Regions from separate parts of the Mus musculus genome. Here region 2 is linked to region 1. A link is a loop called in an ENCODE intact Hi-C map of the cell type or tissue named here. Cell type or tissue: gastrocnemius. All regions are shown on one strand.

What was found. Peaks named below come from ENCODE experiments on the same cell type or tissue, not always from the same donor. Only the 100,000 strongest peaks of a DNase experiment are listed, where the experiment ranks them.
Region 2: it touches region 1 in a loop (3-fold over the local background); 7 of 42 quality-filtered maps call a loop at or near these places.

What each region holds. Positions count from the first base shown.
Region 1 is chr17:56,252,905-56,260,904 of GRCm38, reverse strand. It overlaps Fem1a (fem 1 homolog a), which reads right to left and starts at 4,112. Exons shown (of 1, transcript NM_010192.4): 1 at 1-4,112. The coding sequence starts at 3,996. The coding sequence ends at 2,032. In gastrocnemius, a CTCF peak has its summit at 4,953 (motif pointing right); DNase peaks (open chromatin) are centred at 3,602, 4,178, 4,903 and 5,271; H3K4me3 peaks cover 5,265 bases; H3K27ac peaks cover 5,500 bases.
Region 2 is chr17:55,954,874-55,962,873 of GRCm38, reverse strand. Ebi3 (Epstein-Barr virus induced gene 3) reads right to left here. Exons shown (of 5, transcript NM_015766.2): 4 at 6,535-6,689; 5 at 5,852-6,252. The coding sequence ends at 6,097. Yju2 (YJU2 splicing factor) reads right to left here and starts at 3,687. Exons shown (of 8, transcript NM_028381.3): 1 at 3,613-3,687; 2 at 2,061-2,161; 3 at 711-855. The coding sequence starts at 3,636. It overlaps Gm16712 (predicted gene, 16712), which reads left to right and starts at 3,473. Exons shown (of 3, transcript NR_108021.1): 1 at 3,473-3,740; 2 at 5,898-6,012; 3 at 6,507-8,000. It also overlaps a transcript of Zfp119b not described here. In gastrocnemius, CTCF peaks have their summits at 3,591 and 5,572 (motif pointing left); DNase peaks (open chromatin) are centred at 3,501, 3,736, 5,549 and 6,533; H3K4me3 peaks cover 2,510 bases; H3K27ac peaks cover 2,036 bases.

The sequences.
Region 1 (8,000 bases):
TGGCTAAAGAGTACACAGGTGACACAGGCCTGTTCAATTACAGGTAGCATAGAGTTAAGGCTGGGTGGGCCCTGTGGTGGCTTGGCAGGAATCTGTTCTTTGATCCTGCTGTTCCACCTAGGAAGAACCTGGCTGGAGGCAGCCTCTGGGACCCGCTGTATTAACCCTCCCAGAAGAATGTTCAGGCCCCAGGTCAAATTTCCTAATTCTGACAGCATGAAGAACATGGGGTTCAAACAATTGTTCCTCTTAAATTTGAGGTCGGAAGTCAGTGGTTATGGAAGGACCCATGAGATATATGTTCAAGGTGCTGAGGTAGGGGAGTGGATCTAAACATGTCAGCCACTGAGACAGAGGGTTTGAGTCTGATATTTTCTCATGTGCTCTGTGTCCCTCCCCAGGCACACCATTAGTGTAACCTCTCTGAACTTGCTCCACCTGAGATACCTGAATGGTACTGGTTCCATCAGAAGGCAGCTGCTGTGAACCAGGTGGTACATTTGAGCACGTGGGGTGCAGCAGGGACTCAGTAAATGCTCACTAGTGCTACACTTCATAGGAGACAGTTTTGAGAGGGTAGGGAGTCTTAAAATACTCTTATTACAATACCCCCAGGCTATTCTTGAACTTACTGTCTACTCCCGTGGCCTCCAACTTATGATCCTCCTGCCTCAGCCCTGGAAGTGCTAAGATGTTGGGTGTGTGCCACCACGCATGCTTGACAGGCACTCACCTGGCTCCCGCTCTACCTAGCTACATTAAATAACAGCTAGGCAGACATCTTCACATACCTGCATTTTAATCCATAAATATCAGTGCCAAGACTCAAAGGGGTTCATGTTTGCCCTGAGCTTTGGCAGGGTGGAGCAGCGAGACCCTGCCCAGTAAGGCCTAAAGTTTGCTTATACAGAGAATCTACCTAGCACTGCAATCACACACTGACGGTCCTCAAGGGACAGTTTATGTGGCTTAAATGGCTGAGGGAGGGACTGGCCCCTCTACACATGACTTCCTATCCATGTAGCTGGCTTCTACGGCCGGGGATGAGTACCTCCTGCTTTGGCCTAATCCAGGGTGAACCACTCACCACATATGATGGAATCGAGAGCTGGTGGAGTCATAGGCAGCTGTTCAGTAACTTTTTGTGGTTCTGGGGCTGCACACAGGGTCTCACGTGGGCCAAGCTAGTACCACATGGGTCCATCGCTACCCTGGCTGGCAGCCCCCCACCTTCCCCTATCTTGGTTAGAAGCCCATCCCCAGAAGTTATTGGGATACCGGGGACTCCTCAACAAAAGAGGGGTCAGGTCCTCAGCGATGAAGGTGACAGTGTGACAAGTGTGGCACAGATGTGAACCTGGTGGCCAGGTGGCCTGGTCACCATCTGCCTGGCAGTTCCAGCTGTGTCCCAAGGTTGGGAACTGTCTGTCCATCCAGAGGGCGGGACAGAAGGCACCAGTGTCTGCCTGGCTGTGGCTCTTGCAACTGGCTCTGGGCTTTCTTGGGAGATAGTCCTCTCTCTAATCAGCACAGAACTGAGGAGGCTTCCCAGGATCTTGGTCACAGATCTGCACACACAGTTCATGCTGTTCTCAGCTGTGGCCACTGCAAAATACTGGCAACTCTCAACTCAGTCATTACTAAGTCCAACAAACAGAAACCAGTGAAAACAGACAGAAAAACCCTCACAACATGGGCTCCAGGCTGCTGCCCATCTGCTTAGAAAAGGAAAAACCAAATGCAAACATCTAGGTGGTCAGTGCCCACCACAGGAAGGAGACAGCTTTGCTCACTGCAGGACTCTAGGACAGTGCAGAGGCCTCCAGACCCAGACAGAAGCATGCCACTGGGGAGGCTCAGGCATCCGGGTTTTTGTTTTTGCACTTCCACAGAAAAAAAGACCGTCTTCCTACCATGTGACCCTGAAGGCTTCTAGAATCAGCAGCTGGGTTCACTCCAGCAGGCCATAGGGCCTGGATGCTTCTGCTTGGAGGAGTAAGGCCCAAGTGGGCACCAACAGCTGGGCTAGGCTCAATGCAACTGGATGAAGGCCTCCAGCTCCTCTGGGATGAAGCCCTTATAAGGGACCTTGTTCCTGTCCAGGGCACGGGCAGCTAGGCACTGCAGTGTCACATAATTGAAAGGCTGCACGGTGCTCTTAGCCAACAGCTTCGAGTCCAGCAGCTCGTAGGCAGTCTTTTTGAAGGCATTGGTGGCGTCCATGTGGGCCCCAGCTTCGATGAGAGCATCCATGATGGCCGGGCAATTATTCTGGGCAGCGATGTGCAGTGGGGTGTTGTTGTCGAAATCCCTGCTGTCAGGGTCTGCTCCGCAGTCCAACAGCACCTTGACCACCTGCAGCGATGGGAAGACGCCCACACGATACCGGCCCACGTTGGTGGTCTCCTTGTCCACCGCCATGTGTAGTGGGGTGAAGCCGTTTTTACCGCGAGGGGCACACTTGAGCAGGCGGTAGACTGTCTGGTGCTTGAGGTGTTCCTGGCTGGGGGTGCACTCCACCTTCTCCAATAGGTACAGAAGGTGGAGGATGATGGCAATGGCTTTGGTGAACTGTGCGGAGTCACCCGGTTCCTTGGGCAACTGCAGAGCCCGCTCCACTTCCCGAACCCCTTTGCTGAGCACACCCATGAGGTCGGCAAAGCCAAGCTGCATGCCCAGGTTGCCCTTGGCCGAGCGGTCCTGCAGCACGTAGGAGAAGAGCTCTGCAAACGACAGGAAGCTGCTGGCGGTCATGGGGCTCAGGGGCTCCAAGTTGTTTTGTTGCATGTCCAAGGCATACTTCCACAGACGGATACAGCGCTCGAAATTCCCGGAGTCCGCATAGACAGCACCCCGGTACCGTATGTAGTATGAAGTGTCAGGATGTGAGGGGCCCAAGATTCTCTCCCGTATCAGCAGCGCCTGCATCCGCATTTCATCAGGATCTGTAATGAGGGCTTCCAACTCTTGGGGTGTAGTCACCTCCCTGGAATAGTCATAGGCCAGAACCAGTTGCTGGGGCTCCGGCTTAGGGAGGTAGCCTCCACCCTGGTGACGGAGTTCCATCGCCCTTCTCCAGTGCTTCAGGGCTCCAAGCAGATCCCTTTTCTTATCCACGTAGGTGGCACCCAGCAGCTCCAAAGCTTCCACAGCTGCTTCCCGGCTGGTAGGGCAGCAGCTCTCATACGGTTCTGCTTCTTCTGGGGTGGAGCAGTGGTTTCCTGCCACCTGGGAGGAGCCTTCCCCGGGAAGCTCTGTCCCTGAGAGCTGCTCGTGGCCCGGCTGTTCCTGGATGAGGTACTCCACGATGTTGGTGTGCCCGGTGACGCTGGCGGCCAGCAGCGGGGTCATGCCATAGCCGTCGCGCTCCATGCGCGCGTGGCAGCCCAGCAGCAGCTGTAGGATCTCCAGGCTGCCAGATTCTGCACAGTCGTGCAGGGCGGTGTTGCCCTTGGCGCTGCGCCGGTTCACCTGTGCGCCGCGCTCCAGCAGGTAGCGCGCGATCTCGCGGTGGCCCTTGTAGCAGGAGATCATAAGGCACGTGTGGCCGTGGCGATTGGCCACCTCCAGGTCCGCCTTGTGCTCGCCCACCAGGTAGCGTACCACGTCCAGGTGGCCGTCGAAGCAGGCGGCGCGCAGCGGCGTGGAGTTGGTGCGCGTGGTGCGGTTGACCGAGGCGCCTCGGCGCAGAAGGCTACGCACCACGGCCAGGTGACCCGCGGCCGACGCTGCCCAGAGCGGCGGCGCGCCCTCGATGGTCTCGCCATCGAAGTGCACGGAGCCGCTCGCCTCCACGCTGGCGCCGCAGTGGTCCACCAGATACTCCACCACGTCTAGGTGTCCACGGCGCGCTGCGATTAGCAGTGGCGTGCCACCGCCGGCCACCTCACCCAGCAGCTCCTCCAGCTCCTCACGCCCACGGCCGGCCAGCAGCTTCTGCAGCAGCGGCAGCTTGCCGTCGTGCGCCGCATTGTACACCGCTGTGTGCAGATCCATGCTGGAAGCCTCGCTGCTGGATCTAGCCGGGCCGCCGGTCGCCAGAGACAACCTTCACCTTCTCCCGGGCTGTCATCTTAGCGGGTCTCCGGGAGGAATAAAATGGCCGCCGCGAAGGGGCGAGGACAGAGTGTGCACAGGCATGCTGGGAAATGGAGTCCTATGAGCGATCGCCCGCCGAATGATACTGGAATCAGAAAAGCGAAAAAACTACATTTCCCGAAAGGGATAGGGGGGAACCGGTGACAGGACGGCAATTTCCGCCAAGCAAGGCCAATGGTTAGTGCGATCCTTGGGAAATGTGGTGACATACTTCCTGGTATTGACTCTAAGGCGGAGATTGCCGGCAGCATGTTCTCACTCAGTTCCCAAAAGGACGTCTCTCAAAAGGGTCTCAGTTTTCAATTCCTACCATGCAAGTCTATAAAGTTGTATGTGACCCTGAGTATTTGATGACATACTTCCGGTTACTGTCACTGACACAGACTCTAGACAGGGCAAGAAGTCCGAGCTTTAGCTCGAAGAATACTGGGCGAGGTACCATTGAAAGACTACAGTTCCCATCATGGAAATACACCATGTTTTGAGGGGCTCTGAGCAGCTTGGCCAGGTGATAATGTGCATTCTGTCATTCATGTCAGAATCCACAGGAAAACATGAAGTGGGGGAAAAAGGAATTCGCTTCCCACAGCGCCGTGGGGCACCCGCGAGACGAAATGTAAATAAAAAGCCTCCCTTCGTATCGGGCAAGGCTCGGCGGCCCTTGCGGACGACCCAGGGTAGCGTGGTGCTGTACTTCCGGTTTTCGAGGTCGCGCAGGCAGGAAATGAATGGGCCTCCGCCTCCTTTGCGGACTACATTTCCCAGCGGGCAACAAAGGCAACTCCCAGCCAATCCGGAGCGAGGTGGAAGGCGAAGGGCTTCTACGAAAGGCTTGCTGACCAGCAGGGGGCGCGCGCCGAGTGTAAGATCTTGAGCTGGCAGCGCACCCCAACTCGCCTTTAGCTATTTGCAGAAATGTTAGGCAGTCTCGATTTTCACGTTAGCTTTTCTTTTTCTTTCTTTCTTCTTTTTTTAAGGAGCCACATGCGGGGCTAGAGAGATGGCTCAGTGGTCAAGAGCACTGACTACTTATCCAAAGGACTCTGGTTCAATTCCCAGCACCCACATGGTAGCTCCCAACTGGTCTGTAATTCCAGTTCAAGGGATCTTACACTAATGCACATAAAATAAAATTAAATAAATAAAAAATTTAAAGGCCACATGCTTTCCCTCCATCCGCCAAGGCCAGCAGAGGGCGTCGGGATCTTTGCCGCTGGAGTTACTGGTGGTGTGCGCATCCCTATGGTTGAGAGTCACAGCTGAACCACTGCTCCAGTTCCTCAAGGTCTTTTTAAAGATCAGTTTGAGGTAGGATTTCATGTAGCTCCGGTTGATGTCAATTCCCGGGACCCTCGTGATGGAAGATGAAAACTGATTCCCAAGGGCTGTCCTCTGACATCCATACATGTTCTGTAGCACATGGACACACACAGAGAATAAGAAAAATAAATGTAGTTTAAATTTGTATTATTGTGTGTGCACACACACACCGCAGCACAGGCACAGAGATCTGAGGACAACCCTTGGGAGTCATCCTCTTCCACCGTGTGTGCGTCCTGGGGCTCAAACTCAGGTCATCAGATTTGGCAGCAAGCACCTTTGCTTGCCTAACCACCTCACTAGTTGTTTTTCTTTGTTTTCAATATGATTTGTCTTTCTGTACTCCCTCAGGCCTGCAGTGAGTCAGCTCCAAGGAGACTGGGGGGGGGGGGGGCTGTGCTGGTGGCCACTCCAGCTCCTGTCTGCACCTTGTGTCTATCCATACCTCAGCCTGTCTCTGCTCTGCATAGCTCCTCTTCAGCTTCTGACATTTGCTTGTCTTGCACAGGCTGCTTGCCCCTGGCACCCCACTGCGTGTGAATAGCCATAAGCCACCTCGGAACCCCTGACCAGCAACTCTCATGTAGAGCCACAGCTGAGCCTCTGGCACGCACTAGCCATGCAAGAGACTCAGACAATTAGAGCTTCACCAGGGCTCTCCCACTAGGTGCATATCTCCAGGCTGTGGTGGCACAGGTGCATGCCTTTAATCCCAAAACCCAGGAGGCAGAGGCAGTTGGATCTCTGAGTTCGAGGCCAGCCTGGTCTAGAGAGTGAGTTTCAGGAAAGCCAGGGCTACACAGAGAAACTGTCTCAAAAAAAAAACAACTATATATTTATTATTGTTTATTTATATTGGTTTATGTACACATATACATGTGTATATATTTAATATTTTTAAAGATTTATTTATTTATTATATGTAATACACTGTAGCTGCCTTCAGACACTCCAGAAGAGGGCGTCAGATCTTGTTACGAATGGTTGTGAGCCACCATGTGGTGGCTGGGATTTGAACTCAGGACCTTTGGAAGAGCAGTCGGTGCTCTTAACCGCTGAGCCATCTCTCCAGACCCTTAATATTTTAATACGTATGTTCTTAAGCACCCAGAAAGTAGAAAAGGTGGTAGCACAGATCCCAGAGTTGCCAAGCCCAGGCTGGGAGGACCTGCTCATTCTCTAAACAGTTGCTGATGGGGTTTGGGGAGGAAAGGAGCTTAGAAGCTGGGCGGCGGCAGCCAGGACCAGGCTCCAGGAGGAAAGTGGGGAGGCCCATGGAACGGTACACCAATATGCAATTCATATCTTCCCGGTCAATCACAGACCAACGGCTTCAACACTGAGCGGTTCTCCTGGTGTTGAAGATGGACCCCAGGGCCTCTGCCGATGCTTGGCATGTGCTCTCCACTGAGCCACCTGGACACATTATGTAATCGTAAAAAAAGATTTTATTTTTATTTATATGGGTGTCAGTGCAGGTACCTTTATAGGCCAAAGGGGGGTGGGCATCAAGTTCCCTGGAAGTGGAATTACAGAGGGTTAAGCCGCCATGTGGGTGCTGAAGCTAAAGTTTATCATCCTCAAGAGCAGAACAGGCTCTAAGTGCTCATCCATCTCTTCTACCCTGGAATATGCCATTTTAAAACACATCTTCGTCTGTGAGCACACACATGTACTTGCATGCAAGGCCAGAGGTTGTTAGGGCTCTGCCCATCCCTCTTCCACCTTAGTTATTAAAGTAAGCTCTCTCAATCAAATTTAGAGCACAGAGACAAGTCTGGGCTCAGCATCCAGTCTCTGCCATCCATGGCAGGTGCATTCCCACAGCCACTCAGAGTCACAGTTAGCCATGATTTCTTTTTTCTTTTAAATATATTTTTTATTAGGTATTTTCCTCATTTACATTTCCAAAGCTATCCCAAAAGTCCCCCATACCCCCACCCCCAGCCATGATTTCTTAATGAGCACCTTGCCTGGTCCTCTAAAGGTTCTTTCTTATATTGCTTCCAAGTTTGCATATGCATATGCATATGCATGTGCGTGTGTGTGCATGCTGGAGTCAGAGGGCAGCTTGGGAAAAATCCACTTTCTCTTTCTACCATGTGTGTCTGTGGGTCCTAGGAATCAGTCTTGGATCTCACTATACAGCTCAAGCTAGCCTCTAATTCATCCATCATTCCCTTGTGTTCTCTGTGCACACAGATCCTGGGCCCCTTCTTCTCTAGGGAAAGATCCCAGTGCTGAGAGCCCCACAGGTCCCAGTCAGTGGCCTCTTGGCTCCTTCAAATACAGCTGGATTTAAACACTTTTGCATTTAGATGTTTTCTTTTTCTTTTCTTTCTTTTTTCTTTTTCTTTCTTTTTTTTTTTTGTTTTTTGTTTTTTTTTGTTTTTTTGTTTTTTGTTCTTGTTTTTTTTGAGACAGGGTTCTTCTGTATTGCCCTGGCTGTCCTGAAACTCACTCTGTAGACCAGGCTGGCCTGAACTCAGAAATCCGCCTGCCTCTGCCTCCCAAGTGCTGGGATTAAAGGCGTGCACCACCACTGCCCGGATCTTTTCTTTTTTCTAAAGATGTGTTTATTT
Region 2 (8,000 bases), 300 kb after region 1:
AGGGTTCTCTGTATAGCCCTGGCTGTCCTGGAACTCAGAAATCCGCCTGCCTCTGCCTCCCATGTGCTGGGATTAAAGGCGTGCGCCACCACTGCCCGGCTTTTTTTTTTTTTTTTTTCCAAATCCTATTTTTTTTTTTTTTTTAGGTTAAAGCTTATAGTGAAAAAATAACAACCAAATAAACCAACCAACCAAAAAAACCCAACCCAATCTAAACCAACCCAAAACCCCACAGCCTCCAGTGGTGCCGACAGGAAGAGTGCTTTTCCTCTCCTAGCTTTCCCCAAGTCCTCAGGCTTTTGTGCTTGCGCAGTGGCTCAGGAAGAACATTTGCCTAGAGAATGTGAAGCTCTGACCTCCATCCCAAGAAACACGAAAGAACAGAAGAAAATCATGACTTTTATCCAGATGTGGTGGCATAAGGCTGCCGTCCTAGCAGCCCAGAGGTGGAGGCCGGAGGATCAGGATCACAGTCACCCGAGTACATCGGAGTTTGAGTCCAGCCTGTGCTACAGGACACTGTCGAAGCAAAGCAACAAGCAAGGCCCAGAACAACATGATTTTTTCCTGACCCCGCAACATATCCCATACCTTGCACACATGCAGGTGGGCAGGCTTTTCTGTGTGTGGTTCTGCTGCAAGCACCTTCCCAACACTCTGCCCTTTTGTGGAGTGTTCACAGAGGGAAAGCGAATGAATGAAGCCCCTACCTTGAAGGTGATCTCGGCCAAGCAGCGCGTGCACTTGATGTAGAATCGGAAGATTGGCAGGCCCAGGTAAGCCTCGTTCTGGACTGTTTCCTTTCGTGCATTGAACTTCTTCCCCTTGTAGATGTATTCTCCACACGTCTTACACCTGCAGCCGGGGCAGGCGCGTGAGTGTCTGTCCTCTGCTCTAGCACCCAGTGGCAGCATATGTACCTTATAGGTAGGAGGGACTGGGTGTATGGAGCTTCTGAGAACTGCCAAGGGGACAGCAGAATCCTGACCCTGGCTGCTCCCCCCACTTCCTGTCCTGGTTTACTGCTGTACCTACAAACACCTCTGGCTTAGTCCTACCTCAGGGCCTTTTCTCTGCTGTCCTGGCAGCCTGAGATTCTAACACTTCCCTGACTGTCCGGCTGGCAGACCACCTGCCCTGCCTGCCTCATGTGTCCTTGTGTTACTACAGAGGATGGGTATGACTCCCACTCCCCACCAGCCTCTGAGGGTCAGGAGGCTCCCCTCGCCCCATCAATGATACGTGCCTGACAACTGCCTGCAGAGGAGTGCGGTGGTGTGGATGAGAATGGTCCCTAAGAGTCATAGATTTGAATGCTTAGTCACCGAGGAGTCTTGGGGGGTCGGGAGGAGGAAGATGATTAGGAGGTGTGGCCTTGCTGGAGAAGTGTCACTAGGGGTGAGTTATGAGGTTTCAGAAACCCACAGCACATCTGGTGTTTCTCTCTTTCTGCCTGCAGATCAGGATGTAGTCTCCAACTACTTCTCAAGCACCATGACTGCCATGTTCCCCACCATGGTGACAATGGACTAACCCTCTGAAACTGTAAGCAAACTCCAATTAGATGCTTTCTCTTCTAAGAGCTCCCATGTTCACAGTGTCTAAGACAGGAGCAAACAAAGAAATGAAGACAAGATATAATCAATTAGTCACACGGACAGCTTCTCCATCCTCAGTGACTGTACAGGTGTGACTTACAGGATTGTGATTCTCACACACAGTCAAGTGTGAATAACTGTCTGGTTCAAAGCTGGTTGAACCCAGGAAAGTGGGGGTGAAGGTCTAAGAGGAGGCTGGCAGCCTGCCTGGGATGAGATGGGAGACAGGCTCTGTCAGAGAAGCTGGCTACAAGAGATCTGCAGGCAGATGCCATAGGTGGTGCAAAGGCCCTGGGCAGGAGGAGGGCTGCCACTAGAGGGTCCAAAATCCTGCAGGGCCAAGTGTCACTCTGATTTTCTACTGAGATAGGGGTTGGGGACTCTGTGAGGGTGGGAACTATTATCTTTGTTTGTTGTTTCTCCAGAGAATCAGCCTCCAGCCTCATGTCCCCAGGGATTCACCTCATGTTGAAGGGGGCCATCAGACGCACCACATACTGCCGGTCCTTGGGTAGCTTGAGTTTCGGGATCTTCGATGGGTCAAAGTCAGGTGGGTAGTATTTCTGTGGAGAAGAGGGCGTTGCTGTTTTCTGGTGCTCAGGTCCCATACGGGCAGGAATGGGGTCTGAGAGCCATGTTAGCAGACGCAGGATACTCTGGTTTAAGGGATCTATCTGCTCAGGATTCAGCTTGCTGGAGCCTTTCCAGACATGAGCTGTTTGAAGCACAGTCATGAGAAGAGAAGTTGGGACAGGGAGGAGTGCACAAGCTTCCAACACAAATTATATAGTGTGGTGGGTCACTTTCCTACGCTGTGACATGCCTTCTAGGGAAGGTTCTAGAGGCCCAGGGTTTGCAGTAAGGGTGGACCCCTGCTGCCTATCACATGATAAGATTCTAGACACTCATGAGGAAATGGAGGCCCGACATAAATCAGACCTTGTCAATGGTGGCCTAACCTGCACTAGGGTACCACACAGGCTGCAGGGCACCATCCCAGGGCAAAATCTGGCCAGTGAATCTCCTTGGGGAGAACAGGCTCTGGCCTCTCTGTGTGCTTGGGAGGCTGGGGTGAGGCGCACAGGGACAACCACTCTGGGTTACTGGCATGCCAATGTCCAAACCCAGCACCCGGGAATTTGAGACAGGGGGCTGAAGAGAGACAACTCCCCTCTCCCCCAAAAAGAAGCTATGTGGACCACCAACAAGGAGGCTCTGCTTTTGACACCTACTGGCAACCAGGCTCACGAGAGAGGAAGCTTTGCTAATTCAGGCGGTAGACGGGAATGATGGTGTACAACTGTCATACCAGCACTCAGGAGGCTGATGCAGAACTGTGAGTTTACAGTCAGCCTGGGCAGTGCACACAAACGTGCTGCACAGACAGACATGAAGGAAAAACATAAAGTGAAAATAAAACTAATCCTTTAAAAAGTGAATATAGCCCATCTTAGGTGTACAAACTTTTGGTCTGTGAGTTCGAGGCCATTCTGGGCCTTCTGTGTACAGTGAAACCTTAACCCAAAGCAAACATTTAAAAAACAGATCCAGGAAATGGAGAGCAAAATTTTCCAAGAGTGGAGACTGAGTCACCCCAGAAACCCCAACATGATGTAGACATCTCTGCAAAAGGTTTCGGATATTAATTCAACAAAAGCCGGGAAGAACTGAGGTGACCAACAACATCCCCTGATCTGATCTGGGGAAAACCCACAAAGAAGCAGTCCTGCCCCCAATTGGGTAAAGTGACAGAAGCTCCGCTTCCCTGGTGATGATTGGTTACTCACGAAGCTGGGGGGGGGGGGGCGGGGAGAGGGGGAAGCTAACGACCGCCCCCAAAAATGTGATTGGCAAGAGTTTGGAAAGCTCCCGCCCGACTGGAAGACGCGCGTGCGTGTGCGTGCGTGTGCGCGAGAGGGGCTTGCAAAAGGAAATGACCGGAAGGAAGCACGCCTCGCCCGGAGCCCTCGCACACTTCACCCTCTGTAGGAACATTTAGACTCTGAGCACTTACGTTTAAAACTTTCCGTTCCGACATTTTCGCTTCCTGTCCAGCGAACAAGCGAAGAAGCGGTCCTCAGTCTACGGGGAGTTTCTCCGATTCAGCGCCTCAGTGTCGCCACTTCCTAAGCCGGCTCACTGGTTGGTGCCTACCCGCTTCATCGTTCTCATTGGCTGCAATCTTTGTCGATCCGAGTCGGGAGTGCGCTTCCGTTCCCTTCCGGGTGCCGGTAGTTGAAACCCGAAATAAAGGTTCCGGGACATGTGGATCCTGTGTGCGCTTATCTAGCACACTGAAAGGATGGAGAAAGCTGCCTGGGATAATAACATTTTCTCTCCTAACTCTGATCAACAATGCTGTTTGTTTTTTTGAGTCAGAGTCTCACTGTGTGTCCCTGGCTGTCCTGTAACTCACTATGTAGCTCAGGGTGGTCACAAACTAAAGGAGATCCTCCTGCTTGTGAGTTCTGGGACCAAATAATTAAAGGCCACCATGTCCCGTTCTGGTGTTCCTTCTTCTTAAGTTTCTTTATTTCTGCTGCTGGGGATGGAATCCAGGGTCTTTGCATATGCCAGGCAGGCACTCTACCACAGAAAACACCACCCAGCGCTCTAATGCTGGGAGGTAGCCTCTCACTAAGATGCCCAGGCTGGCCTGGAGCAGACTCTGCAGTCCAGCTTGGCCTTAAATTTGAAACAATCTTACTGCAAGCCTGGAATCAGTGACCTGCCTGGTTTTCATTGTGTTTTGTTGGTGGTGGTGGTGGTGTGTGCGTGCGCGCGTGCGTTTCTTCTTTCTTCTCCTTTTTTTTTTTTTTTTTTTTCGAGACAGGGTTTCTCTGTGTGGTCCTGGCTGTTCTGGAACTCACTTTATAGACCAGGCTGGTCTCGAACTCAGAAACCTGCCTGCCTCTGCCTCCCAAGTGCTGGGATTAAAGGCCTGTGCCACCACCACCCGGTGCGTTTCTTCTTTTATGAGAGAGGAACTCACCACGTAATCCAGGCTGACCTTGAAAACTCAGTAGTCCTCCCCTCCCTCTGACTCCCAAGTGCTGGGTTTACAAATAAGAGACACTGTGCCCAACTCTTTTTACTTTTTTCTTTAAAAAATAGTATCTTTGCTGTTGTTTTGTTTTTGTTTTTGAGACAGGGTTTCTCTGTGTAGTGCTGGCTGTCCTGGAACTCAGTCTGTAGACCAGGTTGGCCTCAAACTCAACAAAGATGCGCCTGTGGCTGCCTCTAGTGTTGGGGATTAAAGACATGCACCACCACTGCCAGGCTTAGTATTCGTTTTTTACATTTGTTTATTTATTATTTGTGCCTACAAAATATGACAAGCCCCAGCATTGAGCCCAGCCCCCATTGCTCCTCCTCCTCCTATTCTTTTGGTCTTTTTGAAACAGGATTTCTAGGCTGGTCTTTAGCTTGCCACCATCCTCCATCCCTACCCCCACCCTCGATATCCTCATTTCAACAAGGCTGGGCTTTGTCCTATTTTCCTCTTAGCTGAGGAAACAGGTGCTAGGGGTGTGTCTCCAACATTCTCCTACAGGTAGCTCCTGTGCCATGTCCTTTTGCAGGGCCTTGCACCTTGCTCCATCCTCTCCCTTTCTCCCACTTTCATGCCCCCCTTCATGCACTGTACCATGTGGAATTCCTTTTTGAAGCTAGCACCATTCTGTGTCCCCCCAGGCTCCTGACCCTCGAGCCACATTAACTTCTTTTTGTCATGAAGGCCTTGTTTGGGGGCCCGTGGAGATGACTCAGTCGGTGAAGCCTTGGAGGTATGAGGCCTTGAGGTGTGCTGTGTGCACACAAACACAGACAAGCCCCAACGTCACTCACTCCATGGACATGATGGACAGACAGGGATAAAGAGGCGCTCCTGTGCTGGAGCACAGGCTGTTCTAGCTGAAGACCCAGCAGTCACCCTGTGGACCGGTACTCCTGCTTCACGGGCTCTGGCGCCCTCGTCTGGCCTCAGTGGGCACTGCACATAACCCTTTACTTATATTTGAAAATAAAATATTTAAAAATTTAAAATGGGCAAAGAGGAATTCTTAATTTTAATAGTAATTCCTATTGGGTGGTGGTGCACGTCTTTAATCCTAGCACTTAGGAGGCAGAGGCAAGCGATCTCGGTGAGTTTGAAGATAGATTGGTCTACAGAGTCAGTTCTAGGTCAGCCAGGGCTACACAGAGAAACCCGGTCTCAAAACAAAGAAACAAAGAAACAAAACAAAACACCACGATGATGATGATTCTTATTTAATCCGTCTTTCTAATTAAATCACAAAGTTCACAAAGCCCCGCACCGGCAGAAGAAGAAAGATCATCCCACAGGGTTGGAAATTGAGGTCTGAAGAAGTCAAGTGAATTATCCAGTGCTTCGGAGCAGCCCAGTACATGGAAAGTCAGTATTCAGACTCAGGACAGGCCACCCTGCCACCCTCAAGTAGACGACATCAGGGTCTGATATCAAGGATCCAGTCCCTCTTCAGGGCTTATGGGGTGCACTTTCTACTTGCCCAGGGAGGCTCCAGTCACTTGGTTTCCCATAATCTGTGAGGTCCTGAGCTGACACCTGGATGCAATACTTGGCATGGGGTTTCGAGTTCCTGAGGGTGAAAGTCGTGGCTTCAATGGGTCCCACCTGTGGGGAGAAGGGGTGTCAGGCCATTGGAAGGAGGAGGTGGGAAGGACCACAATGCATTGGGGAGCTGGGGAGCTGGCTTGGTGGGTAAAGAGCTTGCAGTGAGTTCGAATTCCCAGCAAGCAGGTAAAGTCTATTGCTGAATCACACCAACAATCTCTACGCTCCAACAGAGGCGATAGGCGGAGACAGGAGATTACCCAGTGGGACCCAGTCTCACTCAGCATCCACCTCTGTGCTCCTCCTTCTTCCAGACCACGCCCCCCTGCGCGCGCAGCTCACCTGGCGGAAGTGAGAGGCTCCTCGGCGCCGGTAGCGGAGTCGGTACTTGAGAGAGAAGATGTCCGGGAAGGGCCAGGAAGCAGGGGGATGCCAGAGCACCTGCAGGCGCTGTCCCGCTGTGCGCAGGCGCACGCCTTCCGGAGGGTCCGGCTTGACTGGTGGGAGCAGGACCGGGGTCAGCGTCCGCTCTGCCGGTTCATCCCTCACACACTAAGTCTTCGTTTGTGACTCTCATTCATTCACATGTTCGCTTTCGCCCTCAGACAGCTATTCATGGATTTGCTCCGTCCTGCCGTTCATTCATACTCACACTTCATTCGTTCACGTATTCACTAAATTCTTCACTAATTCATTCCTCTACTCAGTTACTCACCATCTCACTCACACATTTATTTATTGGTTGATTCAAGTGCAGATTTGTTTCTGGATTCATTAACTCATTCATTTGCGCTTATCGTTTATACACTCATTCGTTCAGGGATCCATTTCCCAGTCATTAGGTCATTCACTGTATCCTTTGTGAATTCATTCATTCACTCCCTAATTGAGTCATTCATTCGTTCATGCACTCACTCATGTCATTCATTCATTTACTCATGGCCTTCATGTATTCATTATGCATTCATTATGTCAGTTGTGCATTTATTCACTCATTCACTAAGTCATTCATGCATTCATTCGTTCATTCATTAAGTCATTCGTGTGCATGCACTCATGTCATTTCTGCCTTCATTCACTCATTATGCATTCATTCATTACTAAATCATTCACTCATCCACTTGATATCTGTCATGCAGGCATTCATTTATTCCTTCATTCGTCTATCTGCTCAAGGAAAAACCATTTGCTGGACCGCTCTCATCACTGCTGATAGAAGTCACAAGGGTTGCACAGGCAAAGAAAAGTGCAAGTCTCCAGTAGGCTGAAGGGCTTTTCTGAGATACAATTCTGAGAGCACAAGTCTCTGCTAGAAGACATCCCGTGCATCTGCAGAGAGCGTTTTCATTACTCCACCTACTTATGGAACACTCCTTCATGACAACACAAGCCATCTTCCTACCCTTCTCTGTCCTCAGCACTCAGGCTTCCTGTCTCTAGACTCCTCTGTACTGCAGCCCACACTGGGTGGGTTGAGTCTGGGTTGCTCACTGAGCGTAGTGTCCTCAAGGTCCCGCCACAGCTGTTGGTGCCAGAGCCCCACTCTCTCTTTGTTAGGGCTGAGTAACGCTAGATAAGCACTGGGTGCCCATCGCTCCATGGGAACGCACGGGGCACTGGCCTTCTGGATGCCAGCAATGATGTTGCCAAGGATTGGTAGGGAGGAACAGCTTTATTGCTGTTGAGCAGATCCTTAGGATTGGAGTTGGGCGATCATGTCGAGACTTCAGGTTTAAACCCTCGAGAGCTGTGTAGCCTTTCACCGACCTGCATCAGCTTTTGTTCTTGGCTTTCTTTTCTGAGACAGG